2 separate regions of the Homo sapiens genome follow, and region 1 is linked to region 2. Evidence: read pairs that join two places in POLR2A ChIA-PET (ENCODE). Cell type or tissue: Panc1. All regions are shown on one strand. Each heading gives the region's core, and the rest is flanking DNA. Links, peaks and the distances in the headings are about the cores only.

Region 1 (14,970 bases), core at 4,840-8,839, 62 kb after region 2:
ACTTGGCACCTAGTCAGTGTATATAAGTGTTGAGTGGTTATTATAATTTGTGGTATTTCTAGGACAGAAATCTGCTTAGAAGAGGAGATGGTCTTCCTTTTCTGAGATGGCGTTTCACTCTTGTCACCCAGACTGGAGTGCAATGGTGCAATCTTGGCTCACTGCAACCTCCGCGTCCCAGGTTCAAGCGATTCTCCTGCCTTGGCCTCCCAAGTAGCTGGGATTACAGGCATGTGCCACCACACCTGGCTAATTTTTTGTATTTAGTAGAGGAGGGGTTTAACCACGTTGGTCAAGCTGACCTCAGGTGATCCAATGCCTCAGCCTCCCAAAGTGCTGGGATTACAGGCATGAGCCACCACGTCAGGCCCAGGTTAGGCATTCTTAGTGACAGGATGAGACAGGAGGTCAGAACAAGAAACAGTTCACAAAGACCCTCCTGATAAAACACGATGTGGCAAAGAAGCTGGCTAAAACTCACCAAAACCAAGATGGTGACCAAAGTGACCTCTGGCCATCCTCACTGCTCATTATACACTAATTATAATGTATTAGTATGCTAAAAGACACTTCCACCAGCCCCGTAACAGTTTACAAATGCCATGGCAGCGTCAGGTCAGGAAGTTACCCTATATGGTCTAAACAGGGGAGGGACCCTTAGTCCCAGGAAATCCCCACTCATGAATTATTCACCCCTTATTTAGCATATAATCAAGAAATCGAGATGATCTTCTTAATGCCTCTCAAATTATTTCCAAAAGTGCCTGTCTGTGTGGAAGTTCCCTTCACAGGCCAGGGCTAGTCGGGCAGCACAAGGGGCCAAGGCCCATGCCTGGGGTCAGGCAGGCCCAGCCAGGTTGCTTGCCCTTTACCCATGCCTCTGCCTGGCCCTCCCATAGAGGGGCAGGGCAACCCAGGCCAACCTAGTGGCAGTATGAGCTGAGTGACTGTGGCCACCTGTGGAAACTGGTTTTGCAGCACCAGCCCCTCTCTTCTGTGTCCTTTCTTGCATCTTTTTTTTTTTTTTAAGAAGGAGTTTTGCTCTTGTTGCCCAGGCTGGTGTGCAATGACGTGATCTCAGCTCATTGCAACCTCCGCCTCCCGGGTTCAAGCGATTCTCCTGCCTCAGCCTCCTGAGTAGCTGGGATTACAGGTATGTGCCACCACGCCCGCCTAATTTTTTGTATTTAGTAGAGACGGGGTTTCACCGTGTTGGTCAGGCTGGTCTCAAACTCCTGACCTCAAGTGATCTACCTGCCTCAGCCTCCCAAAGTGCTGGGATTACAGGCATGAGCCAACGCGCCCAGCCTTATTTGTGCTGCCCCAATTTCTAGGAATTTATACACTCTGGGGACCAACCTCATCATGGGAATAAGAATTCAATTCTTCACGAAAATCATTTCCTCCACTGACACACTTTGTACAGACATAGGAATCTGACACACCTGGGTTTGCATCTGGAGTCTACCATTTACTGGCGAAGTAATATTGAACAAACTTTGGCTCTAGGAGCCTCAGTTTCTCCACCCGTAAAGTAGAAAACGTCATCTGTGCTTGCAGGCTTGTTGAGAAGATTAAATTAATCCAGCCATTTATTCCACAAATCCTTATTGAGTGCCTAACTGCACCTCACATTGAGGATACAGATATGATAACATGATAGACACAGAGGTGAGTCCACTTGCAAGGCACTCAGAGAGATATGGACCAACAGTGACCCCCAAATCCATGTTACTGATTGTGTTGAGGGACACAGAGGAAAAGTACTCAGGAGTAGTGGTGTGAGCTCAGTTTTGAAGGATAACTGGGTGCAATCTATTTCATCGAATCTAAGACTCTATTGATCATCCACACTATTATTTTAGATAACACTGAGACAAAAATTCAGCCAATTAACCTTAGAAATGTTATTTTGTGCTTACTGAAAGAGCTCTTTTGACCTTCTGCAGCCCCAGAGGAGTTTTCTCTCTCCCACCTAATTTAAAACAAAGAAGGATGTGTAGTGGCAGAGATCAGAATAGGGTAGAATCCAAGAGAAATCTACCTTGCCCTGCAGCAAGCTTTGCTGGGTATAAAATTCCTGAGTTTGTGGTTGGTAGGCTCCTGGGCTCTGACTCAGTGGAAAGAAGAGGTAGGACAAAGGGGTTATGTGGACCGGCCTGGGGAGAAGTGTGGGGAAGGGGTCCTGGCTGAGCAGTCACTACTGGGCTCAGTTTTTGGGGTGGCCAGAAGGAGAAGAGGCAAATGCCAAGCTGGGGGATTGTAAGACATCATCTCTAAAATGCATCCTGTGGTCAGAAATGTAAAGGGTGCATCTTCCCCAGGAGCAGGGAGCACCCTAGCTCCCAAATCTTGGTTTCCAAATGCCATTCTCCACTAAAAGGAACTAGGGGACTTTGGAGAATAGCTAATTCCCTGAGGTTGGCTCAGGGAAAATACAAGTGATCCTGGAACATCTTGTGCCAGAAAGTGAGAAGGTGCTAAAATAAAATAAAATAAAATAATAAAGCCAGGTACAGGGGTGCGTGCCTGTAGTCCCAGCTATTCAGGAGGCTGAGACAGAAAGATTGCTGAGGTCAGGAGTTCGAGGCTGTAGTGCACTATGATCACACCTGTGAATAGCCACTGCACTCTAGCCTGGGCAACATAGTGAGACCTTATCTCTAAAAAATATATAAATAAAAAATAAAATTAAATAGGCAGGTGTAGCAATGTGTGCCTGTAATCCCAGCACTTCAGGAGGCTGAGGCGGGCAGATCGCTTAAGCCCAGGAGTTTGAGACCATCCTGAATAACAGGGCAAAACCCTGTCTCTACAAAAAAATACAAAAATTAGCTGGGCCTGATGGTGCACACCTGTAGTCCCAGCTACTTAGAAGCCTGAGGTGGGAAATTCAGGCTTACGGAAGCCTCAACCTCCTGGGTTCAAGTGATCCTCCCACCTCAGCCTCCCAAGAAGCTGGAACTACAGGTGTGCACCACCACACTTGGCTTGTGTGTGTGTGTGTGTGTGTGTGTGTGTGTAGAGATAGGGTCTCACTATATTGTCCAGGCTGGTCTTGAACTCCTAGGCTCGAACAATCCTTCCGCCTCAGCCTCCCAAAGTGCTGAGATTACAGGTGTTTTCCACTGTGCCCAATATTTTTCTTCTTTTGCTGTAAAGGATATTAGCAGGATGGTTGGAGATGGTTGAATAAGGTCTGTACATCAGACAATAGAACTGTATGTAGCCATGCTAATTTTCTGATTTCAATAAATGTACTGTGGTTATTATATAAAAGAATGTCCTTGTTTTGAAGAAGAATGTATCAAAGTATTTAGGGATAAAGGTACACTTATCTGTCACCTACTCTCAAGCAGTTCAGAAAAAAAAAAAAAAAGGAAAGAAAAAGAGGCCAGGTGAGGTGGCTCACTCCTGTAATCCCAGAACTTTGGGAGGCTGAGGTGGGCAGATCACCTGAGGTCAGGAGTTCGAGACCAGCCTGGTCAACATGGTGAAACCTCGTCTCTACTAAAAATACAAAAATTAGCCAGGCGTGGTGATGTGCGCCTATAGTCCCAGCTACTGGGGAGGCTGAGGCAGGAGAATCACTTGAACCTGGTAGGTGGATGTTGCAGTGAGCTGAGATCACACCACTGCACTCCAACCTGGGAGACAGAGCGAGACTCCACCTCAGACAAAAAAATAAAAAGAATGAGTGAACACACACACACACTGTACATATAAAGAGGGAATTTGAGCTGGGTGCGGTGGCTCACACCTGTAATCCCAGCACTTTGGGAAGCCGAGGCAGGCGGATCAAGAGGTCAAGAAATCGAGACCATTCTGGCCAACATGGTGAAACCCCCTCTCTACTAAAAATACAAAAAAAAAAAAAATTAGCTGGGTGTGGTGGTACATGCCTGTAGTCCCAGCTACTCGGGAGGCTGAGGCAGGAGAATCGCTTGAACCTGGGAGATGGAGGTTGCAGTGAGCCGAGATCACGCCACCGCACTCCAGCCTGGCGACAGAGCAAGACTCCGTCTCAAAAAAAAAAAAAAAAAAGAGACAGAGGGAATTTGATTTTAAAAAGGTTTTAAAAAGATAAAAGAGAGAGATTGATAAAATGGTGGTATGCTGAAAATGTTTAACAACCAACTCTCTCAGGGCAAAAAAGCCCTGATACCAATTTCTGTGGTGTAAATACTCTCTGTGGCCAATTTAAAGCTGGCGCCATGAAGTCACTGAAGAGGGAGTTGGGAAGGAGATGCACAGAGATAGCTCTAGTGTTCATCACACCAGTACAAATGCAAACACGGTAGAAAGCTAACATTTGGGGAATCAGAGTAAAACAGAATATGAAGATTATTTGTACTATTTTTTGCAACTTTTATTCAGTCTGAACTTATTTCAAATAAAAAGTTAGGGTTTTTTTCTATGGCACATCTTGTAACTGATGAGATGCAGTAAATGAACTGGGGAAAGAGTACGTGAGCATTTCAGGTAGAGGCACCTGCCTTGACTGTGCAGAAGGCTGAGGCTGAAAGAAGCAATTCATTTGAAAAACAACAACACAAACAAAGCAGTCTGAGTGACTGGGAGCAGAGCAGCTTGGAACAGAGAAGTGCAAAGTGAGCAGAGAGGTGGGCTGGGGCCAGGACAGAGGCTCTGTAAGCCACAGCTGAGGGTTTGGGTCCCTCAGGGAGAAGCCATCAGAGTGCTTTAAGCAGTGGGTGGAGGGAATGTGGCCTTATTTGCGTTATCGCTCTGGCCCCTGGCTGACTCTCAATCAACAGTGGCCACTAATACTGCCTTTTCTGGTCTACTCTCTGCTGTCGCTTTCCCCAGGGTCCCTTTGCTCAACTGGTGTTAACAGGGGGCGGGGGTGGGGTGGGGGCCATGGCCACAGGCCACCAGGTGAGTCCAGAGCTTCCAGCACAGCCTCATTTTCTGTCCTCCCCACCCGCACCCCCTCAGACGTATTCGTAAGCCACAAAATAAGTGTGAGGAAGTCCAAGTTTGACATCCACCCAGGACTCTGCCCTCCCTGCTTAACTCAGCCCTGATCAGCCCTAAGCTGGTATGCCCTGGACTATTAAGCAAGCCCACTAACGTTTTGGAGAGGGGACTTGACTCTGCAGCCCTCCCCTCTGCACACCAGAGACCCACAGACCCACCCCCTCCTCCATCAGCTTCCTCCTACCCCTCTTGGTTTCTAGTCAAACCTCTCACTCTGGGAGTCCCAGAGCCCAGTGGGGCCTTGAGAGGGTTGAGTTCAAGGTGGAATGAATGGGCTGTTTGAGAGAGCTCTCCCAGGGCAATCTCCAGGCCTGGTACAGCTTGAGAGGCTACCGGCTTCCTTTTTCCCAGATGAATCCCTGTTCTGTATGCCTGTAACTATGTGCCCACCCCTAACATGCCCTGGGGCCCCGCATAACAGAAGTGGACTGGATATGTACACACAGCATGCTGGCCAGCTCCTCCTATGCAGAGAGCATGAACCCAGCCCAAAGTCACGAGCATTAACCGCATGCCACGTATTCCACTGGACATTATGATGCATTCTTTATCCAGCCTACTGTTAGAACAGCTCTGTGAGTGGACACAGTATTAGGTCCATATTGCAACTGAGGCTTGAAAGTTTTCTTGGAGTATCCAAGTTCGCATAGCTGATGCAGAGATTCAACTCAGGCCCTTTGACCGCCAAAGCCTGCATTTCTGCCCACAATACCACCCTGCCTCTGTCTGGCACAAGTTGCCCCTGTGCCATTGTCTCTCAGCCTGGGCATCAGTGCTGTGGGCATCCAGGCCATGTGGACAGGTGTACTGAGGGCCCTGTGCACCAGGAAGGGGTTAATTGGGATGCCCTCAGCAAGCTCTAGTTTGGCAACTGTTGCTATGGCAACAGCATGGTTTGGGGAAGAGGGAGGCCAGCACAGTAGGATCTTCTGAATCACTGGATGTACAGCCTATATGTTTATTCTGCAGCGAAACCCTCCCTGCATCTTCTGGGACTATATGTGGCCACTAGGGATGGCTGCGGCAGGCAGGGGTGAGGGCAGGGGTTCCCTGAGCAGGCAGAAGCTGGGAGGCCTTGGCACTGCTAAGGCCTCTCACCCAGGGGCTCTCACCAGCACAGCCCAGGGAGACTTTTCCACCAGGAAGGCCCAGGGATTCTGCTTTCAGCTGCAGCTCCCCAGACTAGGTGAAAACCAGGAAAGGGCAAAGATTTGGGGCCAAACGGAATCAAGCAATCATTCACTATTCACTGACTTACTCATTCACCAGATATGTATTGCTTGCTGACAATGCACTGATGGCTGTGCTGGGGGCTGTGGCCTGGGGTTATAGCTGGGAGCCAGACAGACTCTGCATCCGTGGAGATTCCCTTCCAGGGGGCCAGAAGTCCCCACCATATGCCCCACCTTGGGCAAGTCCCTCTCCTTTGCTGAGTTCATCTGTAAAATGGGGCCCACACTCCCCACTTTGCAGGGATGCAGCCTGGATGAGGTAACAGATTTGCGAACGCCCAACACATAGTGGACCAAATATGCAGACAGGACAAAAATGCCTGTAGGCCTCTCACCTCTCCCTCCAGCAACAGAAGGTGCCAGACAATGATAAAACTCATGAGTGAGGAGCCCCAGGCTCTGGACCCTGGAGGCTTACTGTGAGCAAAATCTCCAGACCGAGCCAGACAGACAGATCCAGCTCTTCCATCACTGGGCATGGGCCCTGGCTTCAGTTTGCCTATTTGTAATGCGGGTGATCCTCCTGTCCTTATAGACAGTAATGTACCTGAGCTGATGGGCAGCATCCAAGTGGGTTCTTGACCATTCTGTTCCACCATCTGAGCCACCCACAGGTCAGAAGAGCCCAAGGCCACCAGATAATAAGACCCCAGTACTGGCCTTCCCGTCCAAGCCAACTTGTTTTTTGCCTACAACATGGACCGCAGTAGCTGTCTGTTGATTTGATTCAAGTTTGATAGCCACCCAGGACTCTGCCCTCCCTGCTCAGCTCAGCCCTGATCAGCCCTAAGCTGGTATACCCTGGACTATTCAGCAAGCCCACTAACCTTGGTGAGAGGGGACTTGACTCTGCGACCCTCCCCTCTGCACGCCAGGCCAGTTTCCATGAAAGGACCCCCTGGGGTCCTCAAGCTCAGCCCTAGAACCACCCTCCTCACGTCCAGCACCAGGGCAGGCCTGGTGGAGGCAGGAAGGCCAGCTGGGGGTGAGGGCTGATCACAGATAAGAGCAACATGCAAACAAAACCCACAGGAAGGAAGCCAGCGAAGGAGAAAATCATTTAAGAATTTCATATTGGCTGGGTACGGTGGCTCACGCCTGTAATCCCAGCACTTTGGGAGGCCGAGGTGGGCAGATCACAAGGTCAGGAGATGGAGATCATCCTGGCTAACATAGTGAAACCCCGTCTCTACTAAAAATACAAAAAATTAGCCGGGCGTAGTGGCGGGCGCCTGTAGTCCCAGCTACTCGGGAGGCTGAGGCAGGAGAATGGAGTGAACCCGGGAGGCGGAGCTTGCAGTGAGCTGAGATCTCGCCACTGCACTCCAGCCTGGGCGACAGAGCCAGACTCCGCCTCAAAAAAAAAAAAAAAAAAACAATTTCATATTGAGGTCGGGTGCGGTGGCTCACGCCTGTAATCGCAGCACTTTGGGAGGCCGAGGCGGGCGGATCACGAGGTCAGGAGATCGAGACCATCCTGGCTAACACGGTGAAACCCCGTCTCTAAAAAAAAAAATACAAAAATTAGCCGGGCGTGGTGGCGGGCGCCTGTAGTCCCAGCTACTCAGGAGACTGAGGCAGGAGAATGGTGTGAACCCGGGAGGCAGAGCTTGCTATGAGCCGAGATCGCGCCACTGCACTCCAGCCTGGGCAACAGAGCAAGACTCCATCTCAAAAAAAGAAAACCAAGAATTTCATATTTGATATTTCAAAAAATAAACAACTTCAAAGCTGTCATCATGGGAAAATTCAAAATGTTGAAGGGCTTCCTCACACTTATTTTGTGGCTTAATATTGATTTCATTTTGTACTATTCATGGGGGTGGAGATGCCCTAATCTTTTCAGAGCTAACTGCCTTTAAAAGTCTTAATCAAGACCTGGGAAATGGAAGTGGGGCGCACAGTTGGTGGGCCCCCCTCAAGTCTGTTCTGTGTGACAGCTTCATCCCTGGAGGGCGAGGAGGGAAGATGTTTTTCGTCTTGCCGCTGTCTGACACCAAAGGAGGCAAGATTAAGCTTGGTTGGAGGTGGTGCTAATGAGTTACTCAGGATTTTCTTCTTCTCTCACCAATCTTGAATTTCCATCTCCCCAGTTGGGTGTCAGGGTACATATTTATACCAGGACAGGGCTTACAGTGGCTGTCATTTGTTTATGAAATTCTTTCCAGAAGGACAGTGGGCCACAGGAAGGTAGGGTAGAGAGCTGCAGGGAGGGCAGAGGAGCCACAGAGATCCAGGAGCTTCCAGCCAGGCCAGCCCCTAAACTGGAAAATTGTTAACATAGGATTCAGCCAATCCAGAGGAGAAAAGGACAGGCAGACCTAGCAAACACATTCCCCTGAGGGGAAGTCACAACACCTGGGCAGCAGAAGAATGTCCGTGAGGAGAGAAGGAAAGGGAGTCCTGAAGGAATATAAGCTTTTCTTTTCTTTTTTCTTTTCTCTTCCCTTCTCTTCTTTTCTTTTCTTTTATTTCTTTTATTTTATTTATTTATTTTTTTTTTGAGACGGAGTCTCTCTCTGTCGCCCAGGCTGGAGTGCAGTGGCACAATCTCGGCTCACTGCAAGCTCCGCCTCCCGGATTCAGGCCATTCTCCTGCCTCAGCCTCCCGAGTAGCTGGGACTACAGGCGCCCGCCACCATGCCCAGCTAATTTTTTTGTATTTTTAGTAGAGACGGGGTTTCACTGTGTTAGCCAGGATGGTCTTGATCTCCTGACCTCGTGATCCGCCCGCCTCTGCCTCCCAAAGTGCTGGGATTACAGGTGTGAGCCACCGCGCCCGGCCTTTCTTTTATTTTTTAATTGAATTTATTTTATTTTTGAGACAGGGTCTCTCTCTGTCACCCAGGCTGGAATGCAGTGACACAATCTCTGCTCACTGCAACCTCTGCCTCCTGGGCTCAAGCCATCCTCCCACCTCAGCCTCCCAGGTAGCTGGGACTATAGGCATACAGCACCATGCCCGGCTAATGTTTGTATTTCTTGTAGAGGCGGGGCTTTGCCATGTTGCTCAGGCTAGCGTCAAACTCCTGGCTTCAAGCGATCCACCCATTTCGGCCTCCCAAAGTGCTGGGATTACAGGCATGAGCCACTGTGCCTGACCTCTTTTTTTTTTTTTTTTTTTTTTTTTTTTGAGACGGAGTTTCACTCTTGTTGCCCAGACTGCAGTGGAACAGCATGATCTTGGCTCACCACAACCTCCGCCTCCTGGATTTAAGCGATTCTCCTGCCTCAGCCTCCCGAGTAGCTGGGATTACAGGCACGCACCACCATGCCCAGCTAATTTTGTATTTTTAGTACAGATGGGGTTTCTCCGTGTTGGTCAGGTGAGTCTTGAACTCCCGACCTCAGGTGATCTGCCCGCCTTGGCCTCCCAAAGTATTGGGATTACAGGCGTGAGCCACTGTGCCCAGCCCAGCCTCTTTTTTTTTTTTTTTTAATGGACTTCATCTTTTAGAGCAATCTGGCAAAATTAAGAAGAAAGTACATGGATTTCCTATATACCCCCTGTCCCCACACGTGCATCGCCTCCACCATGCCATTATCAACATCCCTGACCAGAGGGGTGCATTTGTTATGATTTGTGAACCTACACGGATGCATCATCATCAGTGAGGTCCATAGTTTACATTGGGGTTCACTCTTGGTGTAGTACATTGTATGTGTTTGGACAAATGTACAATGGCTTGTATCCATCATCATAGTATCCTACAGAATAGTTTCATTGCTCTAACTGATCTTTTTGCTGTCTCCATAGTTTTGCCTTTTCCAGAATGTCATATAGTTGGAATCATTCAGTAGGTAGCCTTTTAAGATTGGCTTCTTTGGCCTGGCCAGGCTCGGTGGCTCATGCTTGTAATCCCAGCACTTTGGGAGGCCGAGGCGGGCAGATCACAAGGTCAGGAGTTCGAGACCAGCCTGGCCAACACTGTGAAACCCTGTCTCTACTAAAAACACAAAAATTAGCCGGGCGTGGTGGCGGGCGCTTGTAATCCCAGCTACTAGGGAGGCTGAGGCAGGAGAATCGCTTGAACCTGGGAGGTGGAGGTTGCAGTGAGCCGAGATCATGCCACTGCACTCCAGCCTGGGCAACAGAGCTACACTCCATCTCAAAAAAGAGATTGGCCTCTTTCACTTAATAATATGCTTCTTTCTTTCTCTCTTTCTTTCTCTTTTTTCTTTCTTTCTCACTCTCTTCCTCTTCTCCTTTCTCTCTCTTTCTCTCTCTTCCTCTCCTCCTCTCTTTCTCTCTCCATTCTTTCCTTCCCTCCCTCCATCCCTCCTTTCTCTCTCTCCCTTCCTTCCTCTCTCTCTCTTTCTTTTCTTTTCTTTCTCTTTCTTTTTCTCTTTCTCTCTCTCTTTCTTTTCTTTCTCTTTCTTTCTTCTCTGTCACCCAGGGTGAAGTACAGTGGCACAATCATATACAGCCTAGAATTCCTGGGCTCTAGCAATCCTCCTGCCTTGGCCTCCCAAAGTGCTGGAATTACAGGTGTGAGACATCATGCCCAGACTAGCAATATGCTTTTAAGATTTCTCCATGTTTTTTCATAACTTGGTAGTGAAATTCTTTTTGGCCCCAAATAATATCCTATTGTCTGGATGTCCCACAGTTCATTCACTCATTCACCTACTGAAGGATATCTTGGTTGCATCCAAGTTTTGTCAATTATTAATAAAGCTGCTATAAGCATTCGTGTGCTGGTTTTTGTGTGAACTTAAGTTTATTTGAGTAACTACCAAGGAGCATGATTGCCAGATCATATAGTAAAAGTATGTTTAGTTTTGTAAGAAATTGCTGAACCTAGCCGGGCGCAATGGTTCACACCTGTAATCCCAGCACTTTGGGAGGCCAAGGCGGGTGGATCACCTGAGGTTGGGAGTTCAAGACCAGCCTAACCAACATGGAGAAACCCTGTCTCAGCTAAAAATACAAAATTAGCCGGGGTGGTGGTGCATGCCTGTAATCCCAGCTACTCGGGAGGCTGAGGCAGGAGAACTGCTTGAACCCGGGAGGTGGAGGTTGCGGTGAGCCAAGATCATGCCATTGCACTCTAGCCTGGGCAACAACAGCAAAACTCCATCTCAAAAAAAAAAAAAAAAAGAAAGAAAGAAATTGCCGAACTTGAGGCTGGGTGTGGTGGCTCACACCTGTAATCCCAGCACTTTGGGAGGCTGAGGTGGGTGGATCACTTGAGGTCAGGAATTTGAGACCAGCCTGGCCAATATAGTGAAACCCCACCTCTACTAAAAATACAAAAATTAGCCAGGTGCTGTGGTGCGTGCCTGTAATCCCAGCTACTAGGGAGGCTGAGGCAGGAGAATCACTTGAACCCAGGAGATGGAGGTTGCAGTGGGCTGAGATCGTGCCACTGCACTCCAACCTGGGCAACAGAGTGAGACCCTGTCTCAAGAAAAAAAGAGAAAGGAATTGCCACACTGTCTTCAAATGTACCATTTTGCATTCCCACTGCAATGAGTGAGAGTTCCTGTTGCTCCACATCTTCACCAGCATTTGGTGCTGTCAGTGTCCTGGATTGTGGATATTCTAACAGATGTGTGGTAGAATCCCAGTGTTGTTTTAATTTGCACTTCCCTAAAGATATATGACGTTGCTGGGTGTGGTGGCTCACACCTGTAATCCCAGCACTTCGGGAGGCCAAGGCGGGCGGATCACCAGAGGTCAGGAGTTCAAGACCAGCCTGGCCAAGATGGTAAAACCCTGTCTCTACAAAAAATTAGCCAGGCATGATGGCGGGTGCCTGTAATTCCAGCTACTTACAAGGCCGAGGCAGGAGAATCGCTTGAACCCAGGAGGCAGAGGTTGCAGTGAGCCAAGATCGTGCCATTGCACTCCAACCTGGGTGAGAGAGCAAAACTCCATCTAAAAAAAAAAAAAAAAAAGATATATGATGTTGAACATCTTTTCATATGCTTACTTGCTATCTATATATCTCCTTTAGTAAGGTATCTTCTTTGGGTCTTTTGCTCATTTTTTAAATCTGGTTGTTTGTTTTCTTATTGTTAAGTTTTAAGAGTTCATTGTGTGTATATATAATTTTATTTTTTTTTTGAGCCAGGGTGTCACTGTCACCCAGGCTCGAGTGCAGTAGTAAAACCCTGGCTCACTGCAGCCTCGACCTCCCCCGCTCAAGTGATCCTCCTGTCTCAGCTTTCAAGTAGCTGGTACTACAGGCCAGCGCCACCATACCCAGCTAATTTTTAAAATTTTTTGTAGACAAAGGGTCTCACTGTTACCCAGGCTGGTCTCCAACTCCTGGGCTCAAGCAATCCTCCCGCCTCAGCCTTCCAAAGTGCTGAGATTACAGGTGTGAGCTACTGCATCTGGCCCAAGTTCTGTGTCTATCTCGGATGACAGTCCTTTATCAAATATGTCTTTTGAATATTTTCTCTCAGTCTGTGACTCCCCTTTTTATTTGAGTGGATGGTTCCAGTCCCTGATTGAGCCAGACTATTATACAGAGTCCAGCCATTTCTACTTAACTCAGGACTCCTCCTGTTGGGCCAGCAGAGACCTTGTCAGATCTGCACCATGGTCTGATTGCTCCCCTACCCAATCCGGCATCCTCCCTGTTCATGTCATAGGGGCCACTCCCCACTGAGCCCTATGCACTCCTAACTCCATCTCAGTGCCAGCTTCAGACCTAAGGGACCTAGTGCTGGGGAGGAACTAAGTCGGAGTGATAGGATGGACATGGATTGGGGGTGCCACTTTATTTATTTTATTTTATTTATTTATTTTTATTTTTTGAGACTGAGTCTCGCTGTTGTCGGCCCCGGCTGGAGTACAATGGTGCAATCTCAGCTCACTGAAACCTCCACCTCCCGGGTTCCAGCAATTCTCCTGCCTCAGCCTCCCTAGTAGCTGAGATTACAGGTGCCCGCCACCATGCCCGGCTAATTTTTGTACTTTTAGTAGAGACGGAGTTTCACCATGTTGGCCAGGCTGGTCTTGAACTCCTGACCTTAGGTGATCCACTCACCTCAGCCTCCCAAAGTGCTAAGATTATGGGCGTGAGCCACTGCACCCGGCCTATTTATTTATTTATTTATTTGCTTTTATTATTTTATTTATTTATTTATTTATTTATTTATTTTTGAGACAGAGTCTCCCTCTGTAGCCCAGGCTGGAGTGCAGTGGCGCGATCTTGGCTCACTGCAACCTCCGCGTCCCGGGTCCCGGTTCAAGCAATTCTCCTGCCTCAGCTTCCCTAGTAGCTGGGATTACAGTCACGCACCACCATGCCCAGCTAATTTTTGTATTTTTAGTAGAGGCAGGTTTTCACCATGTTGGCCAGGCTGGTCTTGAACTCCTGACCTCATGATCTGCCTGCCTCGGCCTCCCAAAGTACTGGGATTAAAGGCGTGAACCACCGCGCCCGGCCTATTTATTATTATTATTATTATTATTATTATTATTATTATTATTATTATTTGAGATTGAGTCTTGCTCTGTCGCCCAGGCTAGAGTGCAGTGGTGAAATCTTGGCTTACTGCAAACTCCACCTCGTGGGTTCAAATGTTTTTCCTGGCTCATCCTCCCGAGTAGCTGGGATTACAAGCATGCACCACCAGGCCCAGATAATTTTTGTATTTTTAGTAGAGACAGGATTTCACCATGTTGGCCAGGCTGCTCTCGAACTCCTGACCTTAAGTGATCCACCTGTCTTGGCGTCCCAAAGTGCTGGGATTACAGGCATGAGCCACCGCGCCTGGCTGGGGGTGCCAATTTAAACCTGGGGGTCAGGGATGCCCCCACTGATGATGCCATCATGTTGAGCTGAAACCTGAGGGCAGGACACCACCCAACAGCAAAGGAGTCCAAGAGAGGAAACAGCAGGTATGAAGGCTCTTGATGTCTGGCTGAGGCATGGCGTGCCCGCCCAGAGAGTGAGAGGAGAACAGACAGCAAAGCTTCAAAGTGGAGGCACATCCTGCAGGCCACTGTCACAAGTTTGATTTATTCCAGATGCAATGGGAAGCCACTGGAGTGTTTTCAGCCTTAGAGTGACATAATCTGATTTGCATTTTTTTTTTTTTTTTTTTGAGACAGAGTTTCACTCTTGTTGCCTGGGCTGGAGTGCAATGGTGCGATCTCGACTCACCGCAACCTCCGCTTCCCAGGTTCAAGCGATTCTCCTGCCTCAGCCTCCTGAGTAGCTGAGATTACAGGCATGTGCCACCATGCCCGGCTAATTTTGTATTTTTAGTAGAGACAGGGTTTCTCCATATTGGTCAGGCTGGTCTCGAACTCCCGATCTCAGGTGATCTGCCCGCCTTGGCCTCCCAAAGTGCTGGGATTACAGGCATGAGTCACCGCGCCTGGCCCTGATTTGCATTTTTAAATGCTCTCACTGGCTGCTAGGTGGAGAATGAATTACAAAGAAGCAAGAGGGGAGGCAGCCAGACCAGTTGGGTGTTTTATTGCTTTGGTTAATAGGAATATCCCAGCCCAACAACTTCTCTCCTGCAAAGACAATCACTGTCACAGTAGCTGGAGTGATAGTCACATGCACACTCACTGCAAACACACACATGTGCCTCATGTCCCCTCGACTCGTAACCACCCACACTCTCCTGCACACCTGTGCACATGTGTGCCTCCATGTTCCTGACACGCCTACTTAAACACACAGCACCATGCATGTTTCATGCACATGTGCTCCCATGCATGGCATCAACAGAAATATTTTCATGCACACATAAGTATATATATTCCTTT
Region 2 (14,970 bases), core at 7,124-11,123:
CTACAAAACATCCTGGTGGGCTGGGCGCGGTGGCTTACGCCTGTAATCCCCACACTTTGGGAGGCCAAGGCAGGCGAATCATTTGAGATCAGGAGTTCAAGACCAGCCTGGCGAGCATGGTGAAACCCCGTCTCTACTAAAAATACAAAAATTAGCCAGGCGTGGTGGTGCACACCTGTTGTCCCAGCTACTTGGGAGGCTGAGGCAAGAGAATCGCTTGAACCCGGGAGGCGGAGGTTGCAGTGAGCCGAGATCATGCCATTGCACTCCAGCCTGGGCGACAGAGTGAGACTCCGTTTTAAAAAAAAATCCTGGCCAGGCGCGGTGGCTCACGCCTGTAATCCCAGCACTTTGGGAGGCCAGTGCGAGCAGATCACGAGGTCAGCAGATCAAGACCACGGTGAAACCCCGTCTCTACTAAAAATACAAAAAATTAGCAGGACGCGGTGGCGGGCACCTGTAATCCCAGCTACTTGGGACGCTGAGGCAGGAGAATGGCGTGAACACAGGAGGTGGAGCTTGCAGTGAGCCAAGATCGTGCCACTGCACTCCAGCCTGGGCAACAGAGGGAGACTCCGTCTCAAAAGAAAAAAAAAAACAAAAACAATAAAAATGCAAGTCTGTTGGAAGCCCTGCCCAGTTCCATAGTGCATCTGTGTGACTCTGTTCAGGATTTTGCACCCATAGGCGCAGAATCTCACGTGTGTGCACATGTGCTTGTGACCAGGCAAATCGGTTGCATCTTTAATGTGCTTGGGAGTCCTGGAAGAGAGCCGTTTCTTAGGAGTGTTGCATGTCAGAAAAGGAAAGGAACTGAAGAAAGCTGTTTCTTAAGATTGTTGCATGTCAGAAAAGCAAAGGAACTGAGGGGCCCCACAGGCCTCTTATTGTACAGAAAGGGAGAAGATAAGGTCCAAGGGGTTGAATCACATGCTCTGGTCACTCAGTGAGAGAACACCTTAATAAAATTTGCCACGAGGCTTGTCTTGGCTGATATGTGAGTTCCCAGAGGTCACAGGCAGAAGCGCCGTGGAAATGGAATATCGGCACGGGAACTTAGGTTTCTCCTCCGCCTGTGGCAGCGCTGGAGAAGATGGTGGCACCTGGTGCCATGACTGCGTGCATGATGATCATCAGGGAGCAATGATGGGAAGTGTCTAAGGGTTAGGCTCTGGAGACAAATTTCTTTTTCTTTTTCTTTTTTTTTTTTTTGAGATGGAGTCTCGCACTGTCGCCCGAGCTGGTGTGCAGTGGTGCAATCTCAACTCACTGCAACCTCCGCCTCCCGGCTTCAAGCGATTCTCCTGCCTCAGCCTCCCAAGCAGCTGGGATTACAGGCACCTGCCACCACGCCCAGCTAATTTTTTGTATTTTTAGTAGAGACAGGGTTCCACTGTATTGGCCAGGCTGGTCTCAAACTCCTGACCTCGTGATCCCCCCGCCTCGGCCTCCCAAAGTGCTAGGATTACAGGCATGAGCCACCACGCCCAGCCTGGAGACAAATTTCTACTGACCAGCTCCTTCTTAACATCGCTGCACCTCAGTTTTCCCACGTGGAAAATACAGGTCATGGTACTTCCTCCTTCAGAGGGTGGTTGTAAGAATCCAATGGATGGATACATGCAACAACTTAGCAAGGTGCCTGGCACGCACTAAAAGCTCAACAAAGATGTGTCCTTATGATCATTCTCTGCTTGCATCCTCACCAGTGGATCCCAGCAAGCCCACTTCAGCTCAGAGACCTCTGCTAGGGCCCAGAGCCCATCCTTTGGAGATTCCCATCTCACAGGCTTTGTGGTTACTGACTGACTTTGTAATTCCCAAACCTGACCAGCAGGCAGTTCATATGGAAGTTCTTGCCACCTCCTGGTGAAAACAAGGACTGCGGGCAAATTGCTTGGTGTCCTGCTTTGTCCTGAGGCTGGAGCAAGGGGCATGGGTGGGCTGGGAGCCTTGGGCAAGAGGCTGATGCGTCGTGAGTGGTGAGGCTGGTGTCCGTGGGACACAGTGCTGTGTTCTCTCCCGCCTTGAGACTGTTTACGATTTGCCAGACTCTTGTGGTGCTATCCAAAATAATGCATCCAGTAGAGCGTTCCTGCCTTGGGGAGCTTGCATTAGGCTGCTGACATTCCCACAAAGAGCTATTTTTTTGTGCCACTTACTTTTATTTTTGTCATTTGCTTTACTCTCTTAATTTCCACTCTACCTCCCAACCCCCAACCCCTGTTCCCACCCATATCATTGCCTGTTAAAAGCAGCGGGAATTCTGAAGCCAGCCTTGTCCTCATTTAGGATGAGGACCTGAGCACAGAGGGATATTTTTCTTGTGGCAGCTGTGAGCTTTGCCAACCCCACTGAATTCAGGCTGGCCACAGCTCATCCCATGAGGCCAGGTATAGAGCCTTTCCTAGCAACAGTTGCAGAATCACAGCAGAGAGCGCTCCTGGGATCTGGCCCCCAGGGTTGGTCCATTTAAAGAAGCCACACTTGAGCCTGAGCCTAGCAGAGCTAGTGAGAGAAGAGTGTTGGCTCCATGCTGGCACGGGGCCTGCCTGTCCCTCCACCCCTTCAAGAACCCGTGACAAACAACCTTGCCTGGTGCCCAAGTGCCTGCCAAGCCCTGTCATATTAAAACCCTGGAAGACTCGGCAAGGAGTCCAATTTCAGCCCAGCAGGTGGGGAAACCAAGGCAATAAGAGCCCAATGTGACCAAGGTCACACACAGCTCTGGCTACAAGGCCCCGGAGGCCGGGCATCCAGGGCTGCAGGCTAAGCACCGAGCACCCTCACCCTCACCCCAGCCAAGGCTCAGCTGGGCACAGAGGAGGAACAAACATCCCCCACGTCATTCAACAGCAGAGCCCAGAGAAAGGCCCAGCACTTCCCCTCCATGAATGCTATTGCTGGTCCCCTCCCTCCCCTGGCGGGAGGGGGGGATACAGAGGCACTGAGACTCCCTGGAGCCTCTTTGGCAAGTCATTTCCAAGCCAGGCAGCCTGATCTCAAGCAGCTCCCAGTTGAGTGCCTGAAACACCAGACATCAAAAACCTGGCAGGCCTGGGGAGAAGGGAAGATTAGATCATTACAGCAGAATGAAGCAAACCAAAAACCCAGAGAAGGCAGGAGGGACAGAGGCCAAGAATGTTTCAAGGCAACCTGAAACTCCTTCAGATGAGAGCGGCCCGTACAGTGGCAGCTTCCCCTACTGCCAGGAAAGCCTGGCGTGTCTCAGCCCCTTTTTGGGTGGAGTAGGGAGTGTACTGGTCCATACACGTGCGCTCGGAGGTGATGGGAACAGGAAGCATGTTCTGGTCTTCCATGTGCACACACATTTGGACACATAAACGTGCATGCACAGGTGTCCAGGCCAGGCGTGTAAGCCCCCAGGAGTGCATGCGTGTGTTTGCGTGCAGTCTACAAACATGTTTTCACAAAGCTCAAGGAGAAGCAATCAGTCATCTCCAAGGAATCTTAGCAACAGCCATCCCCAGAAAAGGCTCCTGCCAGCTGGGGCAGCGATGAGTCAGCAGAGGCGTCGTGGGGGAGGCGGGAGGCGAGGCAGCCTCAGCCCTGGAGCCTGAGCCGGCCTCTCCCTTCTCCTGGGAAGGCCTCCAGACCCGGCCTGGCCGCCACGCCTGGGTCACTGCTTTGGCACTGATGTCCGAGAACACATTCCTGGAACTGGCCAGCACAGGCGGCTGGAGGGTTTTTCCCTCCTCCTCTCTCTCCCTCTCACCCTCCTGTCCGGGCCCCACACCCGCCCTTTTATTTTTCCTTCTTGCTGCAAAACCAAAACACCGTGTTCACGAGTTCAGGCGCTGTAGCCAAGTGGCAGGAGCTGGCAGAGCAATTGGGAAACAGGAGCTGCCTGGCCCAAGCAGGCCAGGGGATGAGGACACCTCTGGCCAGCCACAGAGAGGGCCCTGCTAGGGCTTGCTGAGCCCTGGTTAAGTACTGCAGGGCAAAAATGTCATCGCCTGGGGCCCCAGGGAACCGGAGTTCAAGGTGGCAGCTCCCAGAGAAATGGCCTGTGTCTCTCTGCCCCAGTAGCAGAGCCCGAGGTCACTAGCAGAGGATGGCGGCTGGAAGGTGACCAAAGGAGCAGAGAACCACAATTATTAATCATGAATCCATTGCCTGAGTGCATACACAGTCTTCAGAGCCACCTCAGGGTAGAATTATGTCCTTATACAGACAGGGAGGTGAAGGTGTGGGCAGGTGAAGGAATTTGGCACAAGGTCACGCAGCTAGCTTTTAGCCACGGAGCTTGATGGAATTAATCCAGCTTCGAGCTGACTTGGAGGCTTTAACTGATGGGCCACACTGGCTTTTCTTCCTGGGCTGCAGCTACACAGTATGCCAGGATCGCAGCACTTACAAAAAATAAAATAAAATAAAAACAACAAAAAAAGAGCGAGTGCTGTCTCCTATCTCTCCCCCACCCGCATGCAAACAGATCTGGGGGAAGAGCCATCTGCAACCTCAGCAGCGGAGGTGGTGGCAGCGGCGTGGCAGGCGGCGGTGGCAGGGGCAGTAACAGCCCAGCCCGAATCCCTGGCCTCTTTACTGGAGGCAGGAAATGAATAAAAGCTAAATGAGTTTGAAAATGCCAGGAGGCAGTGTTTATCCCCTTCCCCCACCCCCTCCCCCTGGCAAGGACCGCGTATAGTTACAGTTTAATCTTGGAAATGCCAGACAGCTGTTCCCCGTTGCTAAGAGACTGGCCCACATTATGCAGATGTCAGGGGCCTCAAATGTCTGCCGGAAATTACAGATCATGTTGGAAGAGCAGAGGGGCCTTCTCTTGACTGGGGAAGCGCAGTGGGAGACTCCTTGGGTGGATGGCAGAAATAAGGGGCCCACCCTTTCCGGGTCTCTTCCGAGGCTCTGAGGCTCCAGCCTGTCCCTCCTCCCAGCTCCCCGATGCCTTGGCTCCCACCCCAGGTTCCGGCCTCCATCCTTTGGCAACTGTGCCAATGGCCATGTCCACCCCCCACCTCCAGTGCTCCTTCTGGGACATCTTTCTTCAGTCCAGTGTCCCTGTCTGTCTTCCAGTCTTCCCAGCTGCTGCGATGCCACTGAGCTGGCTGGGTCCCAGCTGGGAGGAGGAGCAGACCCCACTCGAGGAGGGTAGGATTCCACTCCATAAGCTCTCCTCACCTGGAGCGGAAAATGGGACACACTCACCACACTCACACCCTCCCTGTCATCCCCCACCCCATGGAAAGCCAAAGGAGGGCTATCACCATGGCAACTGCAGGCTACACGAGCTGCTGCATCACTGGTCCCTGGGGAAGGGGAACTGCCATCTGGGCAGGGGGTTGGGGGAGGAGGAGGGGGAAGTCCTTTTCCAAACTGGAGCTCTAACATGAACCCTGATGGAAGGTGACGGGGGAATTCACCAGGGCTCTGGGCTGGGAGGGAAGCAGCTCAGGCTGGAGAGGGGCATGGGCAGGCTGCAGGGTGGTGCCCGGGGAGTCCATGGCAATGCATACGGTCTTCAGGATGACCCCCAGGTACCGTGGGGGTGGGGGAGGGTAGGCTGCGGCCCGGTGTGGAGTGGGTGCTGTGTGCCTACTGATTCCCTGAGAGCTCACAAGGTGCTTTGAGGACAGAAACTTTGTCACTACCTATGCATCCGGGTGGTATCTGCTCTCCCTGTTGCTAACTATGTGACCTTGGCCTTCTCCAGCTGGGGAGCCCAGCCATATAAAATGAAGTCAGGTGGACTTTACATGCATGGGAAGTGGCTTTAACGATAAGAATGGCGTGTGTGTGTGTGTGTGTGTGTGTGTGCATGTGTGTGTGTTTACCCATATATGAAAGTGCTTTGGAGAAAGGTTCTTGGAAGCCCCATGAAAACGGGGCCTTATTACCATCCATCTGGTCTTCCCAGAAGATGCTGATAAGGCTGCTGGCAGGGGAACACCATTTCAGAGCTTTCTTCCCAGGTACCTGGGGCCTTCTTCCCTGCAAAAAGACACCACCCTCAAACGCTGCCTTACTGACCTTGTGTCCTGACTCCTCGGGTCACCTCTCCCTCCCACCATTCCTACAGCAACTGAGATGCTGGATGGGGAAATTGAGGTACAGAGACTTCCAAGACTTGCCCAAGCCATCATAAGCCATTAGCTAATCCCATACTCTCCTGCCTCAGCCCTTGCCTTGGGTTCAAACCCCAGGAGGACCACGACCTCTGGCCCTGGGAGATGAGAGCTAGACACCAGCGTTCCTCCTCCTATTAGCTATGTTAGCTTGGGCAAATAACCAAACCTCCTTAACTCTCATTTATGCTTCTGGAAACTGGAATGCCATGACCTATTAGGGTTGCTGTGAAGGATTAAATGAGATACAACATAAAACTTGCTGAGCTCCTGCTAAGCTCTCAATACATTTGAGTTCTTTTATTAAGGAAAAGCTGGTTCCTGGGCACTAACTCCTTAGAAAGGTGACAGGCTTCAGCAGCTGGGGGACAAGGAGATTGTTCAGGCTGCATGCACACCCACTCCTCACTCCTCCAGCACAGCGACCAGTTTCTGCCTCTTTGGAAGGTTCCAGAAGGGTTATCCAGGACAGTGCAACTGGAAGAACTCAGGGCAGGTACCAGCCACAAAGTCCTGGGAGGTGGGGACGGGGCTTTTATCAGGGCCTCAGGGAAGACTCCCTCCCAGGAAAGGAGTGGACAGTAGAGGACGGTGGAGGATGGATGTCAGAGGGTGGTGGAGGATGAATGGCAGAGGGCGATGGAAGATGGACGGTGGAGGACAGTGGAGGATGAAGGGTGGAGGATGGTGGAGGATGGAGGGTGGAGGACGGTGGAGGATGGAGGGTGGAGGATGGTGGAGGATGGAGGGTGGAGGATGAAGGATGGAGGATGGAGGATGGAGGGTGGAAGGTGGAGGGTGGAGGATGGAGAGTGGAGGATGGTGGAGGGTGGAGGATGGAGAGTGGAGGATGGTGGAGGATGGAGGGTGGAGGATGGTAGAGGATGGACAGTGGAGGATGATGGAGGACAGCGGAGGATGGACAGTGGAGGATGGTACCCCCCACTCGATAGAGTAGAAACTGCTGAGCCAGAAAGGATTTGTCTGTGGGGCAGGAGAGCCCCAAGGCTGAGTCATGACTGGCTCCAGGTTCATTCAGCCCCTCAGAGCCCACTGAGGCCTCTGCGTGTGGCGGGAGAAAGCAGCGCTCAATCTCTGCCTTTGTTCTCCTCTCTCTCCCCAGGCCTCTCCCCACCCTCTCATCTCCCTTCCCCCAGCTCGCTCTCCTTCTCTCGCTCTCTTTCTCTCGCCCTCCTCCTCTTTCTCGCACTCTCCCACCAACGTCGGCTCCCTCCCCCTTCGTCCTTCCCTTGAAGCTGATTTCTTGCTTTCTCATCCTTTCTTCTGCCTCGGAGCTCACAACCACACAGGGCTGGCTTCCCTCCCCTCCTCCCTGTCCTCCCCTCTCCATCCGGCTGTCTTTCCCTCCCCTTCTCCATTTCCTCCCTCCTCCTTCTTCCCTCCTATTTCTCCTTTCTCCCCCAACCTTCTCACTCTCTCTCCCTCAATCTCTCTCTTCTTCCTTAAAGGAGACAGTTCAAGCCCCCCAAAAAGCAAAACCAGGTCAAGATCATCCATCAAGCCCTCACCAGGCCTGGTCTGGGAAGTTGGGGTCTAGAGACCAAGGCCAGAGCTAAGCAGAAAATCAGAGTGGGCTTGGGGAGAGTTTGTTGGAGTCCAGCCCACCTCGTCCAACCCACCTCAACCAGCACCTGGAACCCTTTCCCCACCTGGGTCACCTGCTTCTCACAAACACCCGAGCTTGGCTTCCAGCTCCCTGCTGCATAAGCTTCCAGTAAGCCAGGAGATGTCTGAGTTCCTGACCCTCCCTGAGCATTCGGCTTACCTCCTTATTCTTTGCCCTGGTGCAGGGAATCAAGGCAAAAAGAAGGCAAGAAAGAAATCAGAAGCAATGATGACCTGCTTTGAACTGGAAGGAAAATGGCTGGGGGAGGATTTGTACCATCTATGAGGTGCACATCATGGTAGAAAAAACACAGCTTTAAAACCAGACAGGCTGAGTTTGAACCTTGAACCTGCTTCTTACTAGCCAACAACCTTGAGCAAGACGCTCGCTGCGCCGCCGTGTCCACCTCTGTAAAATGGGGATAATGAAAACAGCACCGCCCTCCTGGGGCTGTTGTGAAGACGCAGTAAGAAAACGCATCGAAGTTCTTGGCACACAGCAGCTGCGCCTGAGCCCTAGTTCCTCCCTCAGAGAAAGGAAGGCTTCTTGCAGGAGATGGGGTTTGTTCTGAGTGTTGAAGGATGGATAATAATAGTAATCATACTTCTATTTTTGTTGACACCAGGCGCTATGCTAAGCACTTTGAATACATTGTTTCATTTAATCCCCCAGCAACTCTATGAGGCAGGTTTTTTTTTTTTCCCTGTCCCTGTTTCACGGAATAAGCTGGTGAAGTTCAGAAAGGCTAGGCAATTTACCCCAAGTCACACAGCCAAATGGAGGAGAAAATTCAGAACTCTTCTGCTATCGCTTGGACTGGGGGTGGGACTGGGAGTGGAGGACACAGCAAAAGTGACAGCAGGCAAGACCAAGAGCAGGGCCTAAACCAGGCGTGAGCCAGGACCAGCAAGGGACTGGGTGTGGGTCTCAGGGAAATTCTGAGGCCATGGCAAGCCCGTCTCTCCTTAGACTCCGCCTTCCTGCTTCCTGCGAGCCCTCGGACTCTGGCCGGCCTTGCTGTTAAACCTCGGTGGGGAGGGGGAGAAGGGGGTTCACGTGTTCATCTCTGCAGCAGTGGGACCCCCAGTGCTGCCCACCCCCTTCCCACACAGGTGCCCTGTAATCCAGATAATCCCTGCAGCTCCGTCCTGTCCCTTGTATGGCAAAAATGACCTCCTTGGTTTCTTGCCGCCTAGTGTTATGTCACAGGGATAATGGCTTCTTCTCTGGGGTGGGGGGTAGTCAGGACAGTGCTTAGGGATTCTTGCCTGAGATTACAAACGGGGTTGGGGAAAGTGGGTGGTTGGCGGTGGGACTGTGGGAGGCGAGTATCTTGTGGGAAAGAAGGTGGCCTGGCCCCCAAACAGTTTTTGGTGGAAAGAGATGAGCTGGGAGGACTTTAGCCAAACAGGTGTAGATGCCCCACCTGCCTATCACATCCCCCATCACCCCCCAACAAGCCATCTCACATTACACCGTGTATTGCTTTCAAATAGAACTCCACAGTTTCCATGGCAACTCACCCACGTGGTCGCTGCCTTAGAGGCTGGGGGATGGGGGGAGGGAAGGGCAGCTGACAAGAGGCACCAGCCTCCCAGAGGTGAGGGCAGAGTCAAGCTGGAGCCCGCCCTCTCTGCTGCCCACCCCCCGTTGCCCTGGCAGAGTCCCACCCGCCCAGCTCCCTGTGGCTGCCGCCCTCCCTTCACCCTCATCTCCAGGGCTCTCAGCTGAGGCTGCACAAAGCCCTAGGGAAAGAGTAGGTGGAGCTCCAGGACAAAGAGGCTGCCAGATCACTGCCCCCAGATGTGCCCTTGACCTGGGCCAGTCTGTGTCACTGTCGTGGGGCAGGGTCTCCTTGCAACTCTGGGCTCTTCTCGGAGAGGCCAGGGACGATCCTGCCTGCCCGGGAAGCACACCTTTGGGCGTGTCTAGTCTCCCCCACCTGTGAAATGGGGTCGGCACCCGGAACTGGGGTTGGGATTCTTGTTCTGGCTGATTGGGAGCTCTGTGACCTCGGGCATGGAACTTAACCTTTCTGAGGCTGTGTCTTCATCCTCACAAAAGGGATGGGGACATCTCCTCTCACGGGTGATGAGAGAAGCAAATGAGATGACATTCAGGAAAGTGCTTTATGAAAGGGAAAAAAAAGCATATAAAAGAGATAAAAGCAGAGACTCTTCTAGTGAAATCGGAGGACACTCGGATGGCGTCCACCCTTGGCCTCCCGTCTGGTCCAGGCCCAGCTCTACTGCATAGAACCCCGCAGTTCAGAAAGCCTTGTGATTAAAAAAAAGAAATGGGGGCGGGCACGGTGGCTCACGCCTGTAATCCCACCACTTTGAGAGGACAAGGCGGGTGGATCATAAGGTTAGGAGTTCGAAACCAGCCTGGCCAGCATGGTAGAACCCTGTCTCTACTAAAAATACAAAAATTAGCTGGGCATGGTGGTGCATGCCTACAGTCCCAATCTACTCAGGAGGCTGAGGGGAGAATCACTTGAACCTGGGAAGAGGAGGTTGTGGTGAGCCAAGATCACGCCACTGCACTCCCTCCAGCCTTTGCAACAGAGCGAGACTCCTTCAAAAAAAAAAAAAAAAAAGATTTGTTAAGGCCCCCACCTTCCTGTCCTGTGTATTTCCTGATCTTTCCTGACTTGACTCCTACCAAGAGCATCTCCTTATGGCCAAATATCTAGTCAAGGACCAGTGCGCCAGGAGCACTTCTTGTTGTCCCATGCCCACCAAACTGAGTTTGAGGCCTGCCCAACTGGTGGGGGCTCACCCAGCTTTGTCCCCAGGGAGGCAGCCAGAACATTGCAGGCTGAGCTTAGCAGAAGGGTGGGGCAAAGGGAGAGGAAGAAAGAGGCCAAGACATTTGCGGGACCGCCTGTCCCAGCTAAAGGGGCTTGCACCTGCCCGCCTGCCTCTCTCTCCCTCCTGGCTCCACACACCAGCTCATGAAAAGCACAGCCCCCAGGCCAGGCGCAGTGGTTCACGCCTGTAATCCCAGAGCTTTGGGAGGCCGAGGCGGGTGTATCACGAGGTCAGGAGATCGAGACCATCCTGGCCAACATGGTGAAACCCTGTCTCTAATAAAAATACAAAAATTAGCCAGGCATGGTGGCGGGTGTCTGAAGTCCCAGCTACTCGGGAGGCTGAGGCAGGAGAATCGCTTGAACCCGGGAGGCAGAGGTTGCAGTGAGCCGAGATCCCGCCACTGTACTTCAGCCTGGCGACAGAGTGAGAGACTCCGTCTCAAAAAAAAGAAAAAAGAAAAAAGAAAAGAAAAGCCCCACAGACCCAGCGTGACCCTGCCTTTCTCCCAGGGGCCTTGGGTTTCCCTGTGCTGATTCTTCCTGCCCTGGGACCTCCAGGGGCCGCCAGCCTCCCTCCCCAGCACCCACTCTCATCCATCAAGGGGGGGTGGTCTCTGAGGCCCCCTTTGGCTCTAAAACACTGACTCGGCAATTCTCTGCAGCAGCAGAAGCCGCAGCATCCTCTGCAAAGCCCAGCCCCTTCCTCTCTGTCACCTCACTCTGCAGTGCCCCCGAATCCCAGAGAGTGTGGCTTTCATTATTTTTTCTTTATTTTTATCAAAGGATATATATATATATTTTTTTTTTTTTTTTTTTTTTTTGGTCAAAAATTGTGTCTCCCCTGAGACAGTGCAGCCTCTGAGCAGGCTCCCCTTGTTTCCATGGTGACAGCAGCTGGCTCACATGTGTGGTTGCTTTGGAAACGAGTCTGGTTCTCCTCCCTCCTCTGCCTCTCCCTTCCTTCCTCAGCTGCCTGAGCACACCCTCCTCCTCCTTCACACTACTTGGGGTGCAAAGAAAGGGCCATGAGAGGTCCCAAGCCTCATGGGAACAAACCAGGTCCTGGCTCCTGTGACCTGGCCAGGTGACCAGACCCTTCTCTGGGCCTGACTTCTGCAGAGGCTCTCCTTCCACCCACCAGAGTGAGGCTTTGCTGACATGAGGCAGGGGCACTAACAGCCTTGAGCACTCTAGACAAGGACCCAAATGAATCTCGCTTCTGCCAAGGGCGGGGCTGCTTCTCCCCTCCCCAGGGGCACAGTCCCAGCATGCAGCCCACCCAGGCCTGGGCCCCTGGCACCCTCTCATGGTATACTAAGCCCTTTTCTGCCAAAGCATAGATGTGTAGAAGAAAAGGAAGGATTCTTGGGGAGGAAATCAATGGCAATAGACACAGAGAGAGAGGAGAAGGGACTTCCGTAGAGAGCCCTGTCTTGTTTGTCTGTAGATGCTATATAGATTTATGTACAATTTTTCCCACTGACATGTAGGCACCAGAAAGGGAGGAACCCTGCCTGTCTTGTCACGGAGGAGTCATCAGTGTCTGCCAGAGGAATGAATGGGTAGAGAGAAAAAAATAACACATTCCAAAATGTGAACAGTGATTGTTTTCTAGGTGGTGACTCTTGTTATAGCCTTTTTGCTTCTTTTCTTTCTGGGACGGAGTCTCCCTCTGTCGCCCAGGCTGGAGTGCAGTGGTGCGATCTCAGCTCACTGCAGCCTCAACCTCCTGGGTTCAGGTGACCCTCCCACCTCAGCCTCCCGAGTAGCTGGGACTACAGGCGTGTGCCACCACACCTGGCTAATTTTTGTATTTTTATTAGAGACAGAGTTTCACCATGTTGGCCAGGCTGGTCTGGAACTCCTGGCCTCAAGGGATCCACCCGCCTCCAACCCCTAAAGTGCTGGGATTACAGGTGTACGCCACCACACCTGGCCCTTGCTACTTTTCTTTCATGAGCATATATTAAATGTATAAAAAGAATAACAACATGTTTATTTATTTGATCTTAGAGAGAAAAATGAGGGGAACTTGGAAGAGGCCAGAATGGATGGAAGTATAGGCTCTTCTCCTTCCACGCTGGGGCAGGCATGTGACTATCCATTCCGATCTTCTGTCACTCAATGGGGCCCAGAAAGGTGCAGTGATTCTCCAGCTGTCACACAGGGAGTTGTAGTATTTGGAATCCGTCCAGTGAAAGAGGAGCCGGAGATCTGAAGTCGGAACCTGAGAGAAACGCTATCAACCCAGCACACTGCATATGCTGTTTATTGAGATGATAATGGTGTTGGTGGCCTAAGGACACATACCAGTAGCCCAGGCAGGCTTCAGCCTAATTCTCCCAACCGAAGGTAGATGCTGGTGTCCCCTTCCCCACTCCCCTCCTCCACCCTGTCTCCCAGGCCTCAGATTGAGCATTTGACTCACTCATGAGAAAATACAGCAGTCCCTAGAGAACTTGAAAGCTGCACTTGGCTGACAGAGCCAAACGGGAAAGTTCCAGCTCCTCTCCTGCTCTGCAGGGCAAGCAAAAGGCATTCTCAAGGTCAAAGAAAACATCATGCAGATTCTTGTCCTCAGCCAAGGGCACACTTCTCTGTTTTCTTCCCCAACCTGCAGCCAACACACAAGGAGTAGACCCAGCCTCCTGGGGAAACCTGAGTGGAGGAGAGCCAGGTCTGGCATGGCTGGGAGGAGTGTGCATCCTGCACTGTGGGAGCAAAGGGGCTCTCGAGATCCTCCTAATGATCCCACCATCCCCCTCTTTGATGGACAGACAGACAACAGGGGTGGCAAGGGCTTGCCCTGGCTCATCCCCAGCCAGCTCATCCTGCCAGCTATAGAGGCAGAGGGAAAAATGGAGAACAAAGAGGGGAGACACAGGAGGGAAGGAAAGGAGAAAGGAGGGAACCGTTCCTGACTCCCCCTGCCACCAGGGAGAGGGGCTTGCCTTGCTCCTCTGTGCTCCTCAGCCACAAGGCCACTGCGAATAGGCAGGGATGGGCAGAAGGTCAAGGATGGAGGGAGGCCAAAGATGGGACGGTGGGCATGGAATGGGGAGGGTTGGGTGATTTGTTGATGCCGTGTTGCATTCAGTGCTTGGTAACAAAAACAAAGCTGAAAACTTAAGTTAGTACTTTTACCATCACAAAACCTTCACAGCAAGAAAACCATCATATTCACAGGGTTATGATTTCCCTGGTACTACCTAGTCTGAGCCGTGGCCCTGTGGCAAGACTGTCTTTTTGCTGCCTCCTCACCAATGCAGAGCAGGCATAGCTCTAGGCAACCACCCCACTTGTCTTCCCTATGTTGGAGCATAACTAAGGGTCAGATGGCCTGACAATGAGCAAGGAGTTGTGTCCGCTCTAAAGTCTCAGAGGACTTTCTTCTACAACACCTCTGATTAAAGGCTCATCCAGTCTCTGCTTGAATACCTCCTATGACAGGGATCTCATCATCTTACAAGTATCTCATTAAAACCCAATCAGGGCCAGGCTCGGTGGCTCACACCTGTAATCCCAGCACTTTGGGAGGCCGAGGTGGGCGGATCATGAGGTCAGGAGATCCAGACCATCCTGGCTAACACGGTGAAACCCCGTCTCTACTAAAAATACAAAAAATTAGCCGAGTATGGTGGCGCATGCCTGTAATCCCAGCTACTGAGGAGGCTGAGGCAGGAGAATCGCTTGAACCCAGGAGGCGGAGGTTGCAGTGAGCTGAGATTGCGCCACTGCACTCCAGCCTGGGAGACAGAGCAAGACTCCGTCTCAAAAACAAAACAAAACAAAACAAAACAAAGCAATTGGGTTTGAATTTCCTTCTGCTAATATTTGTGCCACCCTTTTCATGAAAAAAAAAATGTGTGCCCCCCATTATCTTTATAGAGAAGATCAATGACAAATAGCATCTGGGTATATCTGTCATTCTTGAGTGCCAAATTAGCCCTTACTCCCCCAGGCAGGTCTTCCTGTTTCTAGAAAACTTTTCAAGCTCCCTACTTGCCCTTCCCCCCACCTTCAAAAAAATTGTTTTGCGGTTGGCCCTTTCTGCAAGCCTCAGCTCCGTGCAGGCTGCAGCGTGCCGGGTTCTATTCTTGCTGTCTCTGCTGCTCCTTTATTCCTGCCCTTGGTTCTGTGCCCTTCCTCCAGCTTTGAATGTGTCCTTCCCCAGTCTGAGCTCATCTGCCAGCCTGCGATGATCCACTTTGTCTCTCAGGCTCCTCCCTCTCTCCTTTGCGTCAAGACCTTTCGTGATTACACTGTCAGAAGCTCATTTTCAAGGGCCTCCCAGGTCGGCTCCACTCTTTCTTTCAAGCCTCACCTGTAGGATCTGCCTGCCCTTTCCCTCCGTGTTTTTTTTGTTTGTTTGTTTGTTTGTTTTTGTTGTTGTTGTTTTTGAGACAGAGTCTTGCTCTGTCACC

The links. ChIA-PET counts read pairs that join two places held together with the same protein. Peaks named below come from ENCODE experiments on the same cell type or tissue, not always from the same donor. Only the 100,000 strongest peaks of a DNase experiment are listed, where the experiment ranks them.
Region 1: POLR2A ChIA-PET joins it to region 2 with 9 read pairs; 8 of 35 experiments call an interaction of 5 or more read pairs at or near these places.

The regions. Positions count from the first base shown.
Region 1 is chr14:76,979,785-76,994,754 of GRCh38, forward strand. No RefSeq gene overlaps it. Among named protein-coding and RNA genes, the nearest start is that of LINC01629, 28 kb to the left of the region's middle. RefSeq lists enhancers at 862-1,361, 13,549-14,049, 14,050-14,550. In Panc1, for the core only: no CTCF peak of the experiment used is centred there; no DNase peak of the experiment used is centred there; H3K27ac peaks cover 638 bases.
Region 2 is chr14:76,915,451-76,930,420 of GRCh38, forward strand. It overlaps LOC124903349 (a long non-coding RNA gene), which reads right to left and starts at 14,057. Exons shown (of 2, transcript XR_007064274.1): 1 at 12,975-14,057; 2 at 12,522-12,773. RefSeq lists silencers at 1,736-2,030, 3,523-3,673, 9,496-9,790 and enhancers at 2,848-5,904, 3,085-3,144, 8,205-9,200, 9,201-10,195, 11,304-12,260. In Panc1, for the core only: no CTCF peak of the experiment used is centred there; no DNase peak of the experiment used is centred there; H3K27ac peaks cover 2,925 bases.